Linked DNA regions of Homo sapiens: region 2 is linked to region 1. A link is a contact called in ENCODE Hi-C data. All regions are on one chromosome and are shown on one strand. Each heading gives the region's core, a stretch centred on a gene start or an enhancer-like site at or near the end of the contact. The rest is flanking DNA. Distances are from core to core; before and after follow the strand shown. Region 1 holds the start of FAM174A (family with sequence similarity 174 member A). Region 2 holds the start of ARSK (arylsulfatase family member K).

The links. A loop is a pair of places that touch in the nucleus more often than their neighbours do. Pooled maps may share reads with other maps.
Region 2: a loop to region 1 is called in a map of B cell, with 10 times the contacts of the local background. The contact joins the promoter of ARSK here to the promoter of FAM174A in region 1. A Hi-C loop is called at or near these places in 4 of 168 maps with a recorded cell type or tissue (B cell, CD4-positive, alpha-beta T cell, CD4-positive, alpha-beta memory T cell and 1 more) and 5 of 50 pooled maps.

The regions. Positions count from the first base shown.
Region 1 is chr5:100,533,764-100,537,051 of GRCh38, reverse strand. It overlaps FAM174A (family with sequence similarity 174 member A), which reads right to left and starts at 1,678. Exons shown (of 3, transcript NM_198507.3): 1 at 1,088-1,678. The coding sequence starts at 1,521. FAM174A-DT (FAM174A divergent transcript) reads left to right here and starts at 1,809. Exons shown (of 5, transcript NR_172939.1): 1 at 1,809-1,891; 2 at 2,900-2,972. RefSeq lists an enhancer at 1,420-1,719.
Region 2 is chr5:95,553,356-95,556,680 of GRCh38, reverse strand. ARSK (arylsulfatase family member K) reads right to left here and starts at 1,580. Exons shown (of 8, transcript NM_198150.3): 1 at 1,277-1,580. The coding sequence starts at 1,402. SKIC3 (SKI3 subunit of superkiller complex) reads left to right here and starts at 1,704. Exons shown (of 43, transcript NM_014639.4): 1 at 1,704-1,745.

The DNA.
Region 1 (3,288 bases), core at 429-2,928:
TGTGGAATCTGAAACAATATCAATGAACTACTTGTACCCTATAAGCCTGTAACAGAATGTATTATTTTGAAAATAGTTTTAATACTGTAGATGCCCTGAAGAGGTCTAAGTGAAACTCCCACCTGTGTGGTTCCCTGGCCCACATGTCAAGAACCACTGGCTTACACTATTTTTTAACTAGCCAAGTGATGTTGGTTTTCCATTCATGATAATAACGACTTGTTTAAAAGGAAACTTTTGCTTTAAATAATCAGTTTAAAGAAATATGTTAAATTACAATACAGAGGGTATTTATGGGAAAAACGTGAATTTTGAAAACAATAAACAAACATAAGCTGCAAACCTACCCTCTACACTTATTTTATAATGAAATAAACTGCTAGACAGCTTTCCCTCACCTTATCTCTTTGCTGGCTTCTCCTAATGGTGAGGTCTTGGCTCTGTATGTCAACTCTTCAGGAAGGTGATTCTCTGCCACTTAGGTGGCAGATTAAAGGGCAATACTAGGAAACACTGATAGTAAGGAAGAACTTTTCTTCTCCTGAATTTTATAAAAATAAAATATCCATAAGGCACCTCTATATTACTATTAATCCACTCAAATATATATTGATTTCCTATTAAGTGGCAGCATTGTACAAATAATTTGTAAGACTCACAAACCTACTAAATAGATATCCTGTCTTTAAAGAGTTTGCATTCTGATTGGCAAAATTTTGACCAGTTAGGTATACAAAAATTTAGACTAGAAAGGTAGAAGTATTACAAGACAGAGTAGTCAAAATTCTAGGGAATAAAGATTATCCTCACTTCAGAGAAAGGGTGCCCTTTGAGGCTGACGTGGGTTGTAGGTCAGATGAAGAGATTTGGAGGTAGGGCACTCATTTATAAACAAAAGGCAGCAATTAGTTATAGGTTTAAATTGCTCCAAAGGTAACAGGCCTTTAAGAAAGTCAATATCATATTCTTAAGCAGGAGTCCCTGATGCTGGGGAAGGGGGAAAGGGTCACAGAAGTCAGCCTTGCTGGAGATCACCGGCCTGCGTATCTCAGGCCCACGGGGGTGCCCCACCGAGGCTTTGCCTCACCTGACCGTCCTGACCACGAAGTACACCAGCACCGCGCCGCTCACCACCATCAACACGGTCAGGGCCCGCTGGGTCATGGGCTTGTCGCCAGGGTTGGGGCTCACAGCAAGGCCGCCACCCACCGAGCCTTCCCCGGCCTTCCCTCCGTGATCGTCCGTCTCAAGCCCGGCCACAGGGTTGCTGCCATTGCCTCCCTCGGAGCCCCGCGGCCCCGCAGCTTCAGCCAGACCACGGCCCGGCTGCTGGGCAGGGGTAGGGCCCGGTGGCAGCGGCGGTAATGTCCGTGGTCTAGGGTCAGGAGGCCCAAGACCTGGCGCGGCCTCGGCTGCCTGCAGCAGGACTGCCAGGGGCCCGCTTAGTTCAGGCAGCAACAGCAGGAGGAGGACGGAAGCCAAGAGGTGGCTGAGACAGCAGCAGCACTGCGAGGCCTTCATCGTTCCCGGACCGCTCTCTCACCACCCGGGAGCCGCCAGGCCCGCCACGCTGGCTCCAAGAGGGACCATAGGCGCGGTGGAGAATGAAGCAGAGGTGACCAAACGCCAGGGAGAGGCCCGGTCGTGGCAGGTGGCAGAAGCTACAGCAGTGGCAGCTGCCCGGAGAACCGGAAGTTCGTACATCTCAGCGGCCACTGCTGCTAAGGACGCCTTCGGTTGCTAACTTGTAGGGGCGGATGCACTTGGTGACGTCAGAGGCCTAGCGCCCAGTGCGCACGCGCACTTGTGTAAAAAGCGAGGACGTGACCGTTTTGGAAGCATTGTTCTTTTCACTGTTAGTGAGGAGCGGTCAAGGATGCGTATTAAGAAAGTAAGTAGACAAAAAGAGATTGTGTAAAATGTACAGCAACTCTCTCATGCAGGAACCCTGAGAGATTGGAAACTCATAATCTGAATTCATTGGTGTCAAACTGCAATAACACATTTAATCTGTAAGCCAGAAGGGCTTAGTTTTCCTTAGCTTCATTACAAGCTTTAAGCAGGCTTTTTTTCCTGCCTATGGGTCCCTGACCTCCCTTTCTAAAGAGCATTTGCTTGTAATGAGTTCATGTCCTTTGTAGGCACATGGATGAAGCTGGAAACCATCATTCTGAGCAAACTATTAGAAGGACAGAAAACCAAACACTGCATGTTCTCACTCATAGGTGGGAATTGAACAATGAGAACACTTGGACACGGGATGGGGAACATCACACACCGGGGCCTGTCGTGGGGTAGGGGGGAGGGATAGCATTAGGGGATATACCTAATGTAAATGACGAGTTAATGGGTGCAGCACAGCAACATGGCACATGTATACATATGTAACAAACCTGCACGTTGTGCACATATACCCTAGAACTTAAAGTATATTAAAAAAAATTACTTTAGAAAACTTTACCATTGTAAGTTATTTCTCTTCCCTTTTCAGATGTAAATATTTTTTAAAGCTTCTGGCCAGTTATATAATTGAAAACTATCTCAAGGGTATGGAAAGCCATCATGCCTTTGAAATATAATCAGCAAGGAAGGTAGTGGGCCATCTCTTATTTTGTGTGAGAGGAAAGGAACCTAACTGTTGTAGGCTTCTCGCTTCAAGTTGTAAAACCACCTCCTGTCATGGAGGAGAAAATTTACTTTTCCTTTGGGTAAAGTCAATCAGCAAACTCAGGTGGCCGGTGATCTTCCCAAAATAGCTCTTAATAACTCTCCACTCCTTTTTTTCTTTTAGAGGAGTTGAGATTAGAAGAGTTTTATCCCCTTTCCCAACAGCAGTAGTCTTCAATAATGTCTTCCTTGCCTGTTTGACTTCAGTAATATGGAACTTCAATTTGTGCAGATAACTAGAAGTGGCCGCATGATGTACCTCTCACCAATGAGATGCCTGTCAAGGGTATACGTGGGTCTTTTGAGTAAGTTATTGTTTTCATTGCTAAAAGAGAGACAGATACAGGTAGATATATACAGAGAGAGAGCCAGAAACACACACACATGCATACACACACCTACCTCTCTCATTATTCCTTTCCCCCTTTCACTTGCCTGCCCTCTCTGCACAGAAAGTTCTGGCCCTAACCTTGAAAAGAATATGACCCAGCTAGTCCTCTGATCCTAGTAGACTGTGGGATATCTGGCGTAAACTATGACTAAACCTATAGCCTGGCACCAAATGCAGCCAAGGTTAGCTTAAGTTAGTCAACCCCAGCTTGACCAAAGAAGTGAAAAATA
Region 2 (3,325 bases), core at 331-2,830, 5.0 Mb after region 1:
ATACTACACTAAAAAAAATAACAAACCTATATATCTCAGTCATCTTTGGAAGTTTCTGGGATGTTGTGATCCACATTCGGATTCCCTTTTAGGAATGAACAATTGCCTCTGCTGAAGACAGCTGCTTTGCCCAACACCATGCCCCATTCTAGGAGCAGCCCACAACCAGTGGCCATCCAACATGCAGGTGGAAAGGTCTGTTCTCCTCACTCCTATTGGAAAGCAGCTCTGAAGCACCATACTAGTTTGAGAACTGTCATTCATAAGATGGCAACAAAATTCAGCTTCTCCTCTGCACAATCCTGCTTCCTTCATTTGCCTTTGATTACAAGAGCACTCTGTAATAAAATGCCATCTAGTCAATTTCCAGTACTGCCCATTCTCTAAGTTTAAATCACAAAGATAACTTTAAGTAATATTTTCAAAAAATCCCATGGGCACATCCAGACTATGTAATTTTAATCATCAGGAATCTACGAGAAAGGAAATACAACATATGATTACAAACACTCTTTAGTGCCAGATATGCTTAACACCAACATCTGTGTGACCACAGTAACACCGAGTGATAATAAACTAATATTACAATTAATAACCAAACAATTGTCTAAGCAGCACTTTTTAAAACATGGATCATCCTAAAAGCATCGCGTAAGGTTGACAGTAGCACCTTTGGCTTGGGAAAGTTTCAAAAACTGTTTAAGTTTGGGATTCAGCCACATTACCAACACACACACATACACACAATTTCTCTGGAATACGGGGGAGTGAATCAAGTTATACCAACGATTCCATTTGAATCAGCACTAACAGGATTATCACAGACCTGGGTAATAAAAATAAACTTTCTTCACTTCTCACCCAAACATGAATTCCTGCAAACTTGAGGTGAACTGGAAAATGACTTTTGGAAAGCTAACACGCTTTTATGGAGATGCAGAATGTTATTTTACCACACAATTAAACCAAACGGGGGTATGGACTGAAAGTTCATTAGTCGTGGTAAAATAATTTAGCGAATCGAGGTCAGTATTAAAAAAAAAAGATCTGCAAAGATGTTTTCAGTGTTTCACTATTGTTTTACATGTTTGCATAGGTATGTGGTGTACGTGTGAGTACACGGGGCCTCACATAAAATGTATTTCTTTCTTTGCATCGGGGTAAAAGGTGTTTGAAAATGTCTCAGGTTCTGCTCCCCAAAGCCTGCAGCACAGGCGGCGGCGGTGAGGTCGCCGATCCCCAGCGGGGCGCCCCTCCCCTGCCTCGCGGTACTTACGAAGGAGTCGCTCACGACCAGCACCACATTGGGCGCTTTGGCTGCTCTCCGCCTCTGCTCCCCTGCTCCGGGGGCCAGTACCGCCAGCGCCAAGGCTGCGACCACCGACACCCACAGCAGTAGCATCGCCGGTAGCGGTTCTGAGAGCCTGCCGCCGGGCCAGCCGCCTCCCTCTGGCGTTCTCTCCCTAGCAGAGCAGGGCAGGGACAGCGAACAACTCCCAAAGCTTGCAGTTTGGTTGCTTGATAGTAACGCCGAGCTTCACCCGCAGAACTACAACTCCTATCAGGCGGAGAGCGCGCACATGCGCAACAGAGAAATTCCCGCTTTTACCCACGTTAAGACCTTTTAATCAAATACCGAGCAAATCAGAACCCAGCCACTTCCAGTCACGTGAATGAGTCCTGGGAAAGGCGCATGCGCTCTCATTGCAGCCTCGGCGTTTGTAGAAGAGGAGCATCTGCTCCAGGTGGGTTTGGATTTCTGTCGGTTTTGCACAAGGGATCCTAAAGGCGATTGAAATGGTACTTAGAGAAAGAAAGGATCGGGGCCGGGGCTGTTCATTTTGGGCCGCGCAAGCGTGGCTGAGTGTTCGGCGAGAGCGTGAACTGGGCGGCGATGAGGTGGCGGCGCGGCTGTCACTTAAGTTGAATAGGGCGGTGCCTTGTGGGGCCTCTGGGTGGACCGCCTCAGGTGCGCCGTGAATGCCTTAGACCCCCCCGAATACCTTCCCAGGGAAATCTCTAGCCTGTCTCATCTTATTGCTTCTCTTACCCCGTGCAGTCAGGATTTACTGTGCTCCCATGGGGCGAGGAGCGGGGCCTAGTAAGAAGTTTCAGGCTGTAGGCAGGGGAAAGCATAGCTGTTCCTTGCCTTCAGAGAGCAAAGGAGATAAGCGAAACTGGAGGGGGAAATGGGCTGTGTGACATGTTCAGTTAGTTGACGTAGGTTCAGAATATCATTGTTTTGCTGCAGAATAAAAACCGGTCTCTTTTGACTGTTGAATTCCTTTGGAGAGTTCTGGAAGAAGCAGATTTCTGTCCCAAAGCCAAATTCCAATTTCTGTATCTAGTTTCGGGTATATAATTTGCACATCACACTAGTAGTTTTAATATTCTGACAGTTAAAAGAGGAGTTATACTACTTACTTAAGTCAACTGAATACTAATATCTGGCAGGTTTTTTTTTGCCTAAGATAATTGTAGTAAGGAACAGATTTGTTTATTTAATACTCACATGGCACTTAGGTGCTGAGCGTTATACTAAGCATTTACTGAGCATCTGCTGCGTGCCACGTACTTTTATATGGAATATTTTCTATAATCCTCACTTTCACCATATTGCAGATAGGAAAACAGGCTTAGAGAGGTTAAATGACTGGCCTGAGTTTACACAGGGAGCCAGTCAGAGCACGACTGAAAATTGAAGAGTCTGTGCCGTAACTCACTAAATGCTCTGTCTGCAGTTAGTTTATCTGTTAGTGTAGCAGAATTGTTACTCAAGCAGCATGATAAAGATCTGCGGGAGCATGCAAAAACGTAAACAGTGTTGGGCGCGGTGGCTCACGCCTGTAATCCCAGCACTTTGGGAAGCCGAGACGGGCGGATCACCGAAGGTTAGGGGTTCGAGACCAGCCTGGCCAGCATGGTGAAACCCCGTCTCTACGAAAAATACGCAAAATACTGGGCGTGGTGGCGGGCGCCTGTAATCCCAGCTACTAGGGAGGCTGAGGCAGGAGAATCACTTGAACCCAGGAGGTGGAGGTTGCAGTGAGCTGAGATCGCACCTTTGCACTCCGCCTGGGCAACAAGAGCAAAACTCCATCTCAAAAAAAAAACAAAAACAAAAAAACCCCTAAACAATAGTCTCAGTTTACATGAGTTTAGATTTCAGGGAAGCAAAACCAAGCATACATGAAATAATAATACAGCACGGAAGGTAATACAAGTGGGCTCTCTCATAAAAACAAATTTGTTTTGAGTTAATTTGGAATGTAGAACGTATTTTCTACCATAGTGACAATATTGACTGACATTTAAATTCATAAAA